Linked DNA regions of Mus musculus: region 2 is linked to region 1. The links are chromatin contacts, found by POLR2A ChIA-PET in ENCODE. All regions are on one chromosome and are shown on one strand. The core of a region is the stretch at or near the end of the contact, and the rest is flanking DNA. Distances in the headings are between cores, read along the strand shown. Region 1 holds the start of Eno1 (enolase 1, alpha non-neuron). Region 2 holds the start of Rere (arginine glutamic acid dipeptide (RE) repeats).

Evidence for each region. ChIA-PET counts read pairs that join two places held with the same protein, here RNA polymerase II (POLR2A).
Region 2: POLR2A ChIA-PET joins it to region 1 with 12 read pairs in embryonic stem cell. The contact joins the promoter of Rere here to the promoter of Eno1 in region 1. POLR2A ChIA-PET finds 5 or more read pairs at or near these places in 3 of 5 experiments (Patski and embryonic stem cell).

Annotation. Positions count from the first base shown.
Region 1 is chr4:150,232,642-150,240,454 of GRCm38, forward strand. It overlaps Eno1 (enolase 1, alpha non-neuron), which reads left to right and starts at 4,556. Exons shown (of 12, transcript NM_023119.2): 1 at 4,556-4,699; 2 at 6,832-6,925. The coding sequence starts at 6,841.
Region 2 is chr4:150,278,929-150,286,741 of GRCm38, forward strand. Rere (arginine glutamic acid dipeptide (RE) repeats) reads left to right here and starts at 2,988. Exons shown (of 23, transcript NM_001085492.1): 1 at 2,988-3,147.

The DNA.
Region 1 (7,813 bases), core at 3,306-5,805:
TCTTCCACTGTCTTTTTTTTTTTTTTTCAAAGATTTATTTATTTATTATATGTGAGTACACTGTAGCTATCCTCAGATACTCCAGAACAGGGCATCAGATTTCGTTACGGATGGTCGTGAGCCACCGTGTGGTTGCTGGGATTTGAACTCGGGACCTTCGGAAGAGCAGTTGGCGCTCTTAACCACTGAGCCATCTCGACAGCCCTGAAGATGGGTTCTTGAGATACGCTATCTGTACTAGCTTAAGGGCTTAAGGTTCTGTCCTGGCTTTGGTCATACAGGTAGCATAGAGGTCATTTGTGCTATTAGCCACCTCTGGTCCTGGGTGGGTGATTTTGGGGAAGCCTCTGGCTATAAGGGTCATTTAGATTACTAGCCATCTCTGGTCCTGGTTGTGGGAGCTCCATATGGCCCGGCCCGACAGACAGTACAGATCCCACTCTTCCAAGCCTCAGCTTTCTAGATGGAAGAATGGGTTTTTCATCTTTCCTAGTGGAAAGACAATCCTCTGATTGACATTCTTGGTTTCTCTGGAAACCTATGGGCATAAGGACCTTCATGCTCAGCTCCCGAAACCCAGTTTCTCATCCTCGGGCTTTCTAGCATTAACCCCTTCTCCTGTTCCTTTTACTCAAGGTCCCTGGTGAATGCCTAACTAGACATTTTAAACAGCATTCAGTGTTTTTAGGTCTCTCTTCCCAAATGCATTTCTTGCCCCATCCCTTCTTCCTATAGCTTAAGTCAGCTTTGAAGAAGCGCATGAAGCTAGACATGTTGTCTTTTGCCTGTAATCAAACCCAGAAAGGTAAGACAAGAGAGCTGAAGCCGGGCAATGGTGGTGCACTCCTTTAATCCCAGCACTTGGGAGGCAGACGCAGGTGGATTTCTGAGTTCGAGGCCAGCCTGGTCTACAGAGTGAGTTCCAGGCCACCCTGGGTTACATAGAGCCTTGAATTTACCACCCTCCCACCCCCACCCCTACACACAGACACCAGGGCCGCTGTTGCCTTGATGGCTGCTCTCAAAACTATCCTAGAGGCAGAATGTTGACTGCAAATCAGAGATAAAATGTGTGTGTTCTTCCTAATGGAAAACTCTGGAGGGGTGATAGTAATGGGGGGGGTTGATTTCTAGCAAAAGGAGAGCTGGATTTTATCTTTCCATGTCTAACCATTTATTTGTGTGTATGTGTGTGGGTGGGTACATGCTCACAGGTACATGCATGTGGGAACCCAATGTTGACACGGAAATCAGTTCTCTTTCCACCACATGAAACTTGGGGCTCAAACTTAGTTGTCAGACTTTGAAGCAGGCACCCTTACCCACTGGACTGTCTCACCAGCCCGATTTTATTTTATTTTTATTTATTTATTTTTAAAAATTTACTTATTTATTTTATGTAAGTATACTGCAGCTGCTTTTAGACACACTAGAAGAGGGCATCTGATCTCATTACAAATGGTTGTGAGCCACCATGTGGTTGCTAGGATTTGAACTCAGGACCTTCAGAAGAGCAGTCAGTGCTCTTAACCACTGAGACATCTCTCCAGCCCCCCCCCCCCCAAGCCCCGATTTTATTTTTGCAAATTGAATCAGAACTTGAATCTTGCCCAAGGCAGTTGTGTACAAAAAGTTAAGGATGCTTCACAGAACAAACTTGAACACGAGTATTCTGCAGGGCCCAGCAAATTGCTCTATAGCCAAGGGTGGCTTTGAACTCCTGATCCTTCCAATTCTGCTTCCCAATTGCTGTGATTACAGGTTTGTGCCACCATCCCCGAGTTATTCCATGGCTTTTGTGTGTGCTGCAGAGGTACTCTACCAGCTAAGCTACATGGCCAGCCCTAGGTCCACTTCCCCAAAGAGGTATGTCACATTCTCAGTTGACTAGAGGTTTCAGCCAGGTGGGTCACAGGACTTATACTGGTCTTTCAGTCTAGTGTCCAGCTGCAGACACCCTGCAGTGCTTTCAAGTCTGACATTCTATAGTCTTGGTAATTTATTTCCTCTCCCCGTGCCTTTGATCTGCCACTGCCATACAACTGCCCAACTAGCTACTGCCAGTGAGAAATGACAACTGAATGCCTGTAATGAGGTAAATGGCCCTGTGCTGACTGCAGATGACTGTGAGCAGGGCCTGAAACAGAACCATGGAGACAGAGTGCGTGTGGCAGGGCAAGGCTTGTGGAAAAAGATTCCTGTTAGAGCCACAGTTTGAGGTTGAAATGCTGGCTCGGGACACTGTGTGGATACCTCCAGAAAGCTGGCAACAGCAGCTGCCTGAGAGAATGTTCCACTGTAGATTCTTGCCTGATTCACTGGGTCTAGCAGACAGCTGTTTAATTCTATCTTTATCTCCCCGGCTGTTTTAGTGTAAAATGAGGAGGTTGTCCAGAGCCCTCTCAGTGCCACGGTCTTAGATGCACACAGAAAAGAAGAGTTCAGAGTGTATGATTTCTCGAGGTTCTTATAAAACTTGGGAGAGGGCTTTTGGTTTAGTTGCTGAGTCATGGGACTAGAGATAATTGGTTTATGCAGCCAACACAGGTTCGTGTATTGCTGGGGAAGTCTCATTTTACAATCTCCTTGATGTTTCTTTGTTTAATTTGATCCCAAAGATCTTCTTTAGCAATGGAAACTGTTTCCTGTACTAACACCTTGGACACAATAACCCTTCGTTTTCCCCAGTGCCTTGGAAACCTTGGTTAGGAGCTGCCTGGAGCAAAATGCTAAGGGTTAAGCAGCTTCCTCTAGCTGACTAGAAGATATAATAACCAGTTAAGAACACAATGCAGTCTCTTTATGAAAGACAACAGAGAAAAGATAGAAACATAGGACGTTAACTCCCAGACTCACAACCCAAGAGAAACGTGGGAGAAAATACAACAGAAAGTGATGTGTTCCCTTCAGTTCTATAGTGAAGTGTGTGCACGGCAGGAGTTGAAAGCCGATTTCTGTAGTGTTTGAGATGAGATCGGGTCCCTAGGCAGCTCAAGTTTGTCTCGATTTGATGGCTACTTTTTTTCTTTTGATTAGTATTACACATTGTGGTTGGGGATGGAGGTCAGAGGACAGCTTGATCAGGTGTGACTGACTGCAGGTGCCTTTGCCCCTGAGCCATCTCGTGGGTTCCAAGATAGGGTTTTGTTTGTCTGTCTTATTTTAAAATATTGTTTGGTTTTGGGTTTGTTTGTTTGGTTTTTTTTGGACAGGGTTTCTCCTTGTAACTTATCTGTTCAGGAACTAGCTCTGTAGATTAAAGGCTCACATTAGCACTGACTGGCTAGCTATCATCACTTTTATTTTTTCTCTTTTCTTCATTTCTTTCTTTTTCTCTTTTCTTTTCTTTTCTTTCTTTCTTTCTTTCTTTCTTTCTTTCTTTCTCTTTCTTTTTTTTTTTTTTTTGACAAGGTCTCATCACTATGCCCCATCTGAATTAGAATTCACTATGTAGACCAGGCAGGCCTTGAACTCAGAAATCCGCCTGCCTCTGCCTACCCACAGCTGTGGTTAAACACCAGCTTTATTTTCTTCATCAGAAGGGTGAAATGGCTCCACCCTGCGCTTCCGGACGTTTGTCACATCATTGTGGAATATTACTAGTCTAGACTTTTGAGAAATGCGTCGGGACGACTTGAGTATGAGTCTCAAGAACTGGTAGGTCAAGAACATCGAGGCCACAAGCAGGGGAAAGAAGTATTAGATCTTTAAACAAAGGAACATTAACATGGATGAAGAATAAATCCACACTGAGCTAGTACACCAGAGAAGTAAGGAAAGTTCTAAAGTAGGGTGGAGTGGCTGGGTGGGTGTAGCACAAAGGTACTGCCTTATTAGCGTGAGCTGGACAGTAGGATTCGGTACCCTCCACACAGTAACAAATGATTAGGTAATATTAAGGGAAAGGTCACTTTCCCTTGGCTACCTCGGCCTGAGACTCACTACAGCAAGGACAAAAGGACGGGGTCACCTTGGCAGATGGCACCAGAGAGCCAGGACCAGCGGCGAGGGCGCTCAGTGCGCAGGCGCAGTATCCATGCATTTCCCCCTCATCCCCCCCACCCCCACCCAATTCCACGCGGGAGTGAGGCCCTCTGGCCGCGCATCAACGTTTCCACACCGCCGGGGGCTCCAGAACCTCCCGGTGGGGGGTTGGCCGGCTGGAGGGCCGAGCCGCGAAGGTCATCAGCAAGGTCGTGGGCCGGACGTGTGGCGCCGCAGCCACGCCGAGTGCGTGTGAGACTCGGAGTACGTGCGGCGGGCTCAAGCCCTCATGCCCGCCGCGCAGCCCAGCCCCGCCCCGCCCCGCATCCGGGCTCCGTAGACCCTCGGCCGGGCCCCAGGTTCCCAGCCGGAGGCTCGCCAGGCATTCCAGCTATGCCCCAAGCAGGCTAGGCCCAGAAAGGCAGGACAACCCCCGCCCCCGTGCCCTCGCCCCTAGTCTGGGCAGGCCGAGCGGCCGCCTCGGTCACGCTCTTCTATTGGAGTGATGGCACGCTGAGCCAATGGGGAGGCGGCGCGGAGGGAGGGCGGGCCCGAAAGGGGAGAACTGGGCGGGGCTTAACGAGCAGGAAAGGAAGACAGAGTGGGAGGCGCTTAGTGCTGCTCCGGTACAGGGTCGCGCTCGCGTCTGTCCTTAAGGCTCTCCTCGGTGTCCACGGCACCCTCTTTCCTTGCTTTGCAGCGATCCTACTGCCAGGTATGGTCCTTGTCTCCACCGGGGTCAGCTCTCCTACTAGCTTCGCTTGGGGACCCGGTGGGCACGTGCACCCACTAGCCTGGGCGGGAGCCGCTATCCGGGGAGCACTCGGGTCAGCCTCGTGGAAGGACGCAGGCTCTTGGAGGGTGGAGGTGTGAGCCCCACCAGTGATCACCGAGTTTCAGGGTTGCAATGTAACCGGGTTCCCAAGCAGACAACAGCAAATGCAGACCACGGATGATCGCGGCCGTGGAGAATAGAAAAGTACTTTCTGTGTAGTTAAGTGGAAGGTTTCAGAGGGAGGGAGAGCAACTTAAACCCCCGATGCTCATTAAATCCTTTCTCAGAATGGAAGGGCCAGAAATAAGGATGCCCAAGAGGCAGAGCGCCACACCCTAGTAGATCCTGCTGGGGCTGTAGCTCCTGGACCGCAATCGAGCGTCACTGGGCGGGAGTGGTCCAGCCCATCTCTGCTGTGGAATATTCCTGACCTGTGAGTGTCGGTTAGGTACTAAGAGTAGAGGAAATTGCAGCAGTCCCGTTGGATAATTGGGAAGCCCTCAGGAGACCTCGACGCAATTAGGCAAGAGCTACAGGTTTCCTGGGTGGCTACTAGCCGGCCGTGAACTGACTTAAGATGCATTTAAGAAAACTTCCTGTTCGTTCTGGCCTAGGCAGTGTGGTTCCTTGGCTGACTCGCTTTCGGGATAGACCACAGCTAGTCTGCTGATTAGCCTGACCGATAGGTCCACTTTTCTGCCCTTGGTCTGGCGTTCAATCCAGATAAAGACAGAGTGGGTGAGATTTTCTTCCTTTGGTTAAATACGTTTGCTGCCTAGCCTAAAGATCCAAGCTAGATAAAAAGGGTGGAGGGAGGGATCAACTCCTACAAGTTGTAAGGTCTTTGCAGAGCAAAGTGTGGCACGTGGGTGCTCCTCCGCCCCCATAAAGGAACCAGCCATGGAGATGCACACATGAAAGTGTAGCGCTAGGGATGCTGAGGCTGGAGGATCACTGAGTTCTGGTCAGTCTGGCATTCATAGAATCGGGCGAGTAAGAGAGAAGACAAAAGAGTATGGTTGAGGAATAGTAAGGTTTTGTAACATGGTAGGTAAAAAGTAGATACTTTATTCTTGGTGAGTGTACAAAGATCCTTTGTCTTAGAGAAGACAAAACCACAGAAGTAACTTCTGTGGAAAAAAAAGCTGCCTTTGCTTCAGTGCTTGCCACAAAAGATGTGAGGAACCTAGTTAGATAATAATAGCCTCTGAATGCTGTATTGTCTTCATGTCTCATCCAGTTTAGCTACAGAATCTATTTGGTTTCTTTCTTGGAAAGCCTGCTGGGGAAGAAGTAAGAAAGGGACTTGCAGTTTGTTGCCAAATATCCTCTTCCTCTCAGGATGTTTTTCTAATTAAACATCTACTTTGAATACCTTTTAAAAGCGAGACAAGGTGCCCTTTTGAAATGTACTAACCAGAAGTCCTAGCTCTTGCCTAAATATGGCGGAGATTGAACCCAGGACCTCCCACGTGCTAGCCAGCATGGCCACCAGGCCAAGAATGGCAGGATCATTGACCACAGGCCAAGGAGTTTGGGGTTCTGGCCTCCTGCCTCACACTTTCTTACTGGTTATCAAATCTGTGTCAGCTGAATATTCTGCTCTTGTCATGGGTGCAATTTGATGAATTAGGGTTTCTCTTTTTCCCACAATTAAACTGCTTTGAAATGTCACATTTCCCTCTGGTCTCCAGGTCAGTTTAACCTCTGACCTTCCTTCACTGTTGCTTCCCACTTCCTTCTCTGTGGAGCCAGAACACTGTTCTATGCAGTCAGAGGATTTAATTTGCCCACAGTACAGGTAGCTTCTGAGGGCTTTCTGTAGGAGTGGTTTATTTCATTGTGCCATGTTGACCTCAAGCTTGGCGGGAAGTCCAAGCCACCGACCTGCTGTGTAAGGAGTAGTCCTCGCTCCCCAAACCCTCACTGATGAGTGACTTTCCTGTATGTTACCTAACGCATAGCCCATTTGGTACCTGTCAAGTCCAGGACCCCTCAGAGGTGATGGCCTTGGAATGAATTAACCTCTGTGTCACTGTTTATTGGTGATATGAATGTTTTTCCTCCTACAGAAATTCGCCATGTCTATTCTCAGGATCCACGCCAGAGAGATCTTTGACTCCCGTGGGAATCCCACTGTTGAGGTCGATCTGTACACCGCAAAAGGTACATGCACCCACTCTGTTTCTTGGTTTCTTCTCACTGAGAATGGGGTCAGGGTGGCAAGGCAGAGTCCCTCTGTCTGATCCTTCCACGCACTGAGATTACAGGCATCTGCCACCATGCCTTGTTTCTTGGTATTTAAGACAGGATGTGGGTTGGGTTCACTGGGACGGGGAAGTAAGGGAGGGCAAGTTCCAAATTCACACCACAGCGTTGTAAAAAAAAAAACTTACATTAAGAAATTGTCTGGGTGTGGTGGCTAAAGCTTTTAATCTCAGCACTTGTGCCTGCTGCAAGGGGGAGAACTTTTTGAGACTAGCCTGGGCTACACAGCAAGGCCTAAATTGCTCTACTAAAAAAAAAAAAAAAAAAACTCAAGCCCAACCTGTGCTAATTTCAGCATCTGCATTCAGAGGTGCGTGTAGTGGGTGCAATAGGAAAGAGACCCGAGGAAGATGTGGCAATGGACCCGAAGAGCTCTGAGGGCCTGCCAGTCTGAGCTGAGTCATTGTGTGACTCAGAATTCAAGCACCAGAGCGCAGCCCTACCTACCCATTGTCCCATCCCCCAGGAAATGAAGGCTCCTCAAATCATCAGGGAGAGCCTGCCTGTGCACTGCCGCCTTTGTCTTTGCTAGGGCTTCTCTGCTGTGACCCGGTGAATACCAAGAATGCTAGGTGGCATCAGGTGTCAGATAACAAGGGATAGCTCCACCTACTGGTGACATTGTACATGACATAAGGTTTCTTAGCAAGGGATGGCTCCACCTACTGGTGCAGCTTTATGCTTAAAGACAAGATGGAAGGGCATCTCACTGTAGCCCTTTTTAAAGACTTTAATTTTTTAATTTAATTTCTTAAGACTTTAGTCTTAATGCTTTCACCTGCCAGT
Region 2 (7,813 bases), core at 1,738-4,237, 45 kb after region 1:
GTGCAGCTTAGTTACTGAAAAATTCCTGGAAAATTTAGTCAGGTATAATAAAATTGGGCTGGAGAGATGGCGCGGTAGTTAAGAGCACTGACTGCTCTTCCAGAAGTCCTGAGTTCAATTCCCAGCAACCGCATGGTGGCTCACAACCATCTGTAATGGGATCTTGTGCACTCTTCTGATGTGTGTGTAAAGACAGCTCTGGTGTACTCATATAAGTAAAAAATAAATAATATTAAAAAATCATTAGCTATCTTCCTCATTTCTTTTTTAGCCATCATTAATTTAATTCATATTTTATTTATATATATGTTTGTGTTTCTTTTTTTTTTTTTTTTTTTTTTTTTTTTTAAAGATTTATTTATTTATTTATTGTAAGTACACTGTAGCTGTCCTCAGACACTCCAGAAGAGGGAGTCAGATCTCGTTACGGATGGTTGTGAGCCACCATGTGGTTGCTGGGATTTGAACTCCTGACCTTCGGAAGAACAGTCGGGTGCTCTTACCCACTGAGCCATCTCACCAGCCCCATGTTTGTGTTTCTTAATTTGTGTATGCACATATGTGTGCAGGTAATGCAGAGGCCAGAAGAGTGTGTCAGAGACCCAGCGGCTGACGTTGCTGCACTTGTGAGCTGCCCTGCATGGATGCTGGGAATTGCACTTCAGACCTCTGGGAGAGCAAGCAGCAAACATTATTAGACATCGAGCCAGCTCTTTATTCCCAAGTTCTCATTTTATTTGAAAGGGAAGAGTTTTTTCTTGTTGAAAGGTAGTAAGTGGTAAGGCTTAGTTGTGGGCCTTGGAGACTCAGCAGGTAAAAAGGCTCTTACTGCCAAGCTTAACTGCCTGAACTGCAAACCTGGAGTCCGTGGAGAGTGGACTAGAGAGACCCAAGACCCCCAAAAGCCTTCCTGGGATCACTGTAGCATGCATATACCCCTTATGAAGAAAAAAAATGTTAAATTAAAAAAAGACCCCATTTCCTTTCAGATCTCTTGGGCCGTACAGTTCAATGACATCTGCTAGTTGAAATTATTTTTAAAAGGAACTTTTGGATGTGGGAATTATAATCTGAATAGACACTCCAAAGAGAAAATTATCCCTCTATTTGAAATAGATGGGTGAATTATTTTAAGCCAAGCTCTATCCTTTAATTATTCTATTATATACAGACCTTAACTCCTCTGAGAAGAGTGTATGGTTTAAGGACACCAATAAGCATTTACAGAATATTAACAAACTAACAATAGGCTGATGATTCGCCCTGGACTCATGCCAGAGTCTGTGAAAGAACTCAATAAACATGATATGCATTTCAAAAACTGGTAATTATAATTAAAATTCCAAACCCCACGATCCTATAAATTATATTAAGTAGAATGGGAGCATTGGCTTGCCCTGGCTCAGGCTTATAGTATGTGGTACACATGGTGATAATGTCTTTGAGCATAGTGGGAATATAGTAATATTTTTTAAAGGTGATACTTGGATTTTCCTTTCCTTTTTTGTTGGCATTTTTAAGACAGAGTTTCCAAATGTAGCTCTGACTGGCCTGCAACTCACACTGTAGACCAGGTGGGCCTTAACCTTTAATTAAGATCTTCTTGCCTCTGGCTCTCTAGTGTTAAGATAACAGGTAAGAGCCACCAGGCCTTGGTGAAACTAGTCTACGCCTCCCCTCCCCCAACAGGGCACAGCTACTGCTCTCTTTAAAAGACTCTCCGTCGTAATGGTCTGTTCTTTATTACTATTTTTTTTTAAAGTCATATGTGTGTGTGTGTGTGTGTAGGTTTGTGCACATGGAGGCTAGAGGAGTGTTGGATTTCTCAGAGCTGTAGTTACAGGCAGCTTTAGCAGCCTGATGTGGGTGCTGGTAACCGAAGTGGGGTCTTCTGCAAAGAGCAGTTGAGCCCTGTTCTTTATTACTTAATGAGGCCTTTTATTATTCTCATCAATAAGCAGCACAATTCACCAATTCACATTTTCTTTTCTTTTTTTTTTTTCACTTCAGTTTCGGTCAAACATTATTTTTAAAACATTATGAACTACCCATCAGAACAAATAACTTCGAATCCACTCTGTAGCTCCCCTTGAACCTCAAGGAATAGGAATCTGTCTCTTAAATGAAATAAGCAATTATGGCTCTGGTAATAATAAGAGCAAGGGGACAGTCGCCAAGCCCACCCCTAAGACCGACCCGCTTGAGGTAGACCATCCCGAGGGTCAGTACAGGGCTGGCCGCTGGGAGCTCTGCCTGTGGCCGAGCAGGGCGGACCAAGCACAAAGCCGCGCCTGGGGCGGGGAGCCCATCTCCCAGGTTCCGGCCGCCGCCCGGAGCGTGCACTAAGGGCTCGGCCGCGCCGCCACCAAAGCCTGGCCTCTCCCCTTGCCTTGCCTTCTGCTCATTTTATTAAAAAGGAAGAAAAAAAAAAAAAAAGAGAGAGAGAAGAAAAAAAAGGAGGAAAAAAAGAAAAAAAAAAAAAAAAAAGAAAATGGAAGAGCGAGCTGGAGCAAACATCCCGCCCCCAGGCCCGCCTTCCGCCTCCTATTGGCCCGTCCTCTACTGACGTCACGAAGAGACAGACCAATGGTGATGGTCGATACTGCGAGGTGGGCCGGGCCCGAGCGCGGAGTGGGCGGCGGGTCGGCGCAGCAGCCCCGCGGCTCCGCCACCATCGCGGAGGTGCCGCTGCTCCCACAGACGCTCGCGAGCCGCCCCCCGCGCTCCGCAGCCTCTCGCCCCGCCGGGCCTCGGTCCCCGCCTCCTTCCCCGCGCCTCGTCCCCTCACGCGCTCCCCACCTTGTTTCCGCCTCATTTTCTCTCCTAGTTGAGGGGTAGGAAAAAAAAAAAAAAACCCTACCATCCTCCGGTGGGAGCCACTCGCCCTCTGGGAAAAAAAAATCCACAAAACCAGACATGGTCCTGGGCTCCCACTGCTGAAGGCTTGGCCCACCCGAGGAGGTCGAAGTCCCGGCAGGGAAGCCCCGCAGCCCCCCGGTGTCGCATCCCCGCGGGCCGGCCCCTTCGGCCCCGCGCCCACCGCCCTCGGTCCGCCGCCGGCCCCCGCGGCCTCCCTCCCGGTCCCTGCACTTTCCCCGGAGCCCGGCCGCCACCCCTCTCATTGATGGTGTAGCGCCCGAGGGGAAGGTAAGTGTCCAAGTTGTCAGCGCCGCGCCGCGGGCGCCCCTCCTCGGCCCCTCTTTCTGGGGTCGGAGTGCTCTGGGTGGGCGGTGGGGCTCGGCCGGGAAAGCCGAGGCGGAATGCGAAGGGTGAGAGTGGAGGCGAGCCCTCGGGGAACCATGGGCCGGACGCTGCCTTTGGTCCTGTGCGAGCCAGGTGACTGTACTACGTGCTTCTTGACCCCTGCTCTCTCTTGGCTTCTTAGGCACGCTCTGGAACTAGTCTGAGGTTAAACTGTTACACGCCACTAGCTGAGCAGCTCAACTGTGAGAGGGAAGGACCCGAAGCTGTGCATTTCTTGGATATTTGTGAATGTGGGGGTCTGGGAACGGACTCATTAAAGTCTCATTTCACATTAGGAGGAAGACTCCTCCTTTGTGTCTCTCTTCTCAGGCTCTGTGATTCCAAAATTAGGGAACCAAATACCACTTGGAGCGGCGTAGAATTCTGTCATGATTTTAAGTTCTGCTGTCTGAAGGAGGGTGCCTTCTTTCTTTCTTTATATTTTTTTAGGGTTATGGGAAGAAGGTAGTTTTACATCGAATGGGGTGTGTGTTGTGTTGAGGGAGTATTGCAGGTTTCCTTTGAAACTGTTCGCTTGAGAAGTTGTTGAAATGAAAATAAAATGATTCATTGTTGAATAGTCATTATCCTCTGTCTCTTTTCCAAGGTTTGCTTACTTTTTTTTTTTTTTTTGATTACAGACTTCAAACATTGATTTCAGCAGAATGTGCCCTTGAGAAACTGGGTGCTTTAAATGTTTCAGTATGTGCTGCTATTTTAAGGTGGCTCTGAAAAAGTAGTTTTGTATGAATCTTGAAATAGCCTTCTGCAAAGCAATTCTTAAGACTAAACAAAACAAAACAGATTAACTAGTGAGTGTGAGCTTGGTGGATTACAAAACAGACATTTAGTGCAGCTCAAATGAATAATACATCCTAGGTTAGATTTCAAATAGCTTTTATAATTGCTTTCCATTTAAAGAGAGACCTTTTTGTCTGGTGTACACTGGTTTCTTTAGTCTCAGTCTGATGGGGGAGGGGAGGGAGAGGATTATCTATACAATAATAAAATCATCTTTGGCGAGATATTTCCTTCCATGGATTTGCTTGCTGAGTTAATTCCACTCTAAATTGCAAACCGTTTTTGATTTTGATGGCCTAGTCTGGGTGAAAGCCTGCCTTCCAGTTTTCTCTGTTGTTGAGGTCGAAGGGAAGAGGCAGAGGCAGAAGCAGACACACACAGAGACACAGACACACCACACACACACACACACACACACACACACAACCAGGCAGAGGGCTCATTGTTCTTCCATACAGATATCCATTCTCTCTCTCCCATATTTGGGGCTAGGTTTGCACAGACAAACACGGCTCTTTTGGGGAGGGATGAGAGGAGATGGGGGATGGGAAGGTGCTTTTCTTGTTCAGTTTTCTTTCACCCATTTCACATCTGCCTTTTTTTTTTTTTTTGCAACCTTGCAAGGCAGATGAGTACATGGGACACTAAAGGACACTGTGGAACGCTTTCAGAAGACTCCTGTTTCCCTCCCTGCCTTTGCAGCCCTGCTTTCTGCTGCTTGCTCTTTTCCATCTGTGTAAAGATCAACTCTGTCATGGTGGTCTTGCACTCTCTGCTTTCCATTCCTTGAGACCCCTGGCTCTGTTAGGGGCAGATTTGTTCACTTGATTTTTATTTTGCTGAGTGTGACTGGGGCCTTTATAAGTAGAAATAGGTTGTCTCAGTTAAAATGATAAAGACTATTTGAGGTTAATATGTTGCAGTATTTTGTGTGAGTGTGTGTGAGTGTGTGTGTGTGTGTGTGTGTGTGTAAGAGAGAGAGAGGGAGAGAGAAATTGATTTGATTGATGGTCCTTGATCCTTGACTTATCAATATAGTTTTTCCCCTCAATAGTGTTTTAAGAAAAGATCTGGTTTTCTGGTTGGGGACTGAGGTAGAGGCCCCCTGGAATGCTGGACCGGACTGAGAGTCCACCTGGCTAAATCCTGCTCTGGGCCAAGGATGGAGGTTAATGTGAATACATGTGGCTTGCAGAATAGCACCTTCTACTGGTTAATTGCTTTGACGATCCAGTGAAGAGGATGGGGGAGGGGATTAACGGCTGAGGCTTAATGATTTTCTTTTAAACACAGCCGCTGTGCCTTTCTGCAAATGCCACTTCCCCAGGCTGCTAATACAGATGCCCTTTGACAGGCACACTTGCGTCGCAGCCTTATTATGTTATTGGCTGTGTCTTGACATTAATTTGTTCTGTTATCAGGGGTATTTTCACATTGTGTCTTCCAAGGACTCCTTTGAATTGATGCTCTTTCTTTCTGTGAGAAGTGTAGTTTGTCTTAAACTAGAAAACAAAATAGGGGCTTATTTGCATTCCAGGTGTAGGAAACTATATACACCAGCAGCTCTTTAAGAATTTTTTTAGTATCATTAAAAAAATAAACTTACAGAAAGTAAAATCCTAGCATTAGAGATTTCCTCTGGGATTTAGACACCCACTCTGCCAAAGAGGCTGAGGAGAAGTTGGGTTGAAAGTCTCACTAAAATCAGTAGTTTTGTTAGGTAGTGGTGCTGTGTTCCAATACTGTTTTCAAAAATCATATCAATATTAATAAACAGGAACCTGAGAGAATGGCTTATGGCTTCATTTTTTTTTTTTTTTTTTTTTTTTTTTTTTTTTAAAGATTTATTTATTTATTATATGTAAGTACACTGTAGCTGTCTTCAGACACACCAGAAGAGGGAGTCAGATCTTGTTACGGATGGTTGTGAGCCACCATGTGGTTGCTGGGATTTGAACTCTGGACCTTCGGAAGAACAGTCGGGTGCTCTAACCCACTGAGCCATCTCACCAGCCCCATTTTTTTTTTTTTAATAAACTGGAGGCTAGCAAAAATTTGACTGTGTATACAGATTGACACAGAAGATTGTGGATTCCTCCTCAGAGTCTTCTGAATTTATGTGCAATTTCATAAATAATCTGTTGATAAATGCCTCCCAGGAGTTTATTGTCATGGATGCAATGACCAGTTAGAGGGGGCAGATGTCTATTCTAGAGTGGTCATTCTTAAGAAAGCCATTGCTAATTCACTTTAGGTCTGAAAGCTTGTCTCATAGTCCTTAAGGTTGAGCACCTTTACGGCGTAGCGCAAACAGTTCAAACGTATTTACTTAGTGGGTATATACTCATGTACCTTCCGGTCAGTGTAGACTCTGTCAGGGTTTTGTTGAAAACAGACTGGAGTATCCAGAAGCCAATTTGAGCCAAAAAGGTTAACTAAATCAAGAAATAAAATATTCCAGTACTTTTTTTTTTTTGTTTTGTTTTTGTTTTTTCGAGACAGGGTTTCTCTGTGTAGCCCTGGCTGTCCTGGAACTCGCTCTGTAGATCAGGCTGGCCTCGAACTCAGAAATCCGCCTGCCTCTGCCTCCCAAGTGCTGGGATTAAAGGCGTGTGCCACCACGCCCGGCTATATTCCAGTACTTTTTCACTTAGTGGGTAGTAAACCAAGTTTTTGAAAAAGAAGACAGTATCCACAGCCAGGTCCTGCAGTATAATACACATAATGTCAAGCTGATACTGAAGAGCAGGGTCAGGGGCTGGAAGATCAGGCGTCCTGCACATGAGCTGCACCCTCAGACTGGTGTGTGGTGACTATTATTATGGATATCCTGAGCACCTACTGCTTTAAAATTGGTTTTGAATTTTTCACATCTTGTTCAAATCTCAGTAATCAGTAAAACATTTAAGCAGTAAAATCAGTTGTATATACTGAGTTCCTTTGGGAACTCTGCGCTTTCCTGCTAACTGCTTTTGGCAGCTACTTTTACAATTGATTTAAAGGTTAAGATAGCAGGAAATTCATTTTTTTAAGTGAATCGTTAGTGTAACCTAGCTGTGAACTTCATCTCCCCTTCCTCTTCTCCCTGCATACCCCTCCTCCAAATACACACAGAGGCAGAGAGAGCACTACCCAGAGAGAGAGCACCACCCAGAGAGAGAGCACTACCCTGCTGTTCTGAACCAGTTTCTGATAATGCTGTACTCCGGACTAGTTGATCATAGGATTTTTAACCTACAGGAGTTTTTCTTGAATTATGTGTAATTATTAATTATTGGCACCCTGATAGTTATTCCACAGTTGAAGCTTTGCATATTCTATTTAAGTGTGATTTTTGGCAAGCATGTTAGTTTGTGCTTAGCTTGTCTAACACGATTCTAGTGTTTTTTTAAGTGAGAAATGTATATTTAAATATTCCTTACAGTATTACTAAGATCGCTTGTGCCATTTCAGTGAACATCTGACTACAAATAACTCAAGCATACCCAAATATTTGCCAGCTTGGAGTTTTGGTTGGATTTTTTTTTTTTTTTTTTTTTTTGAGGCAGGGTTTGGCTATTTAGCCCACAATGATCTCAAACTCCTGGCAAGTCTGCTTCGGCCCCCTGAGTGCTGAGATTATAGGTGTGTGTTTCCATGTTGACCTGGAATTGTGACTTATATAAATAATTTGTTGGTGTGCCAAGTAATTAAGACATAATTTATGTCCTTATATTAGGTAACTAGGTCAGATAAAACTGCTAACATAAATTCCTTAAACATTTTTTAT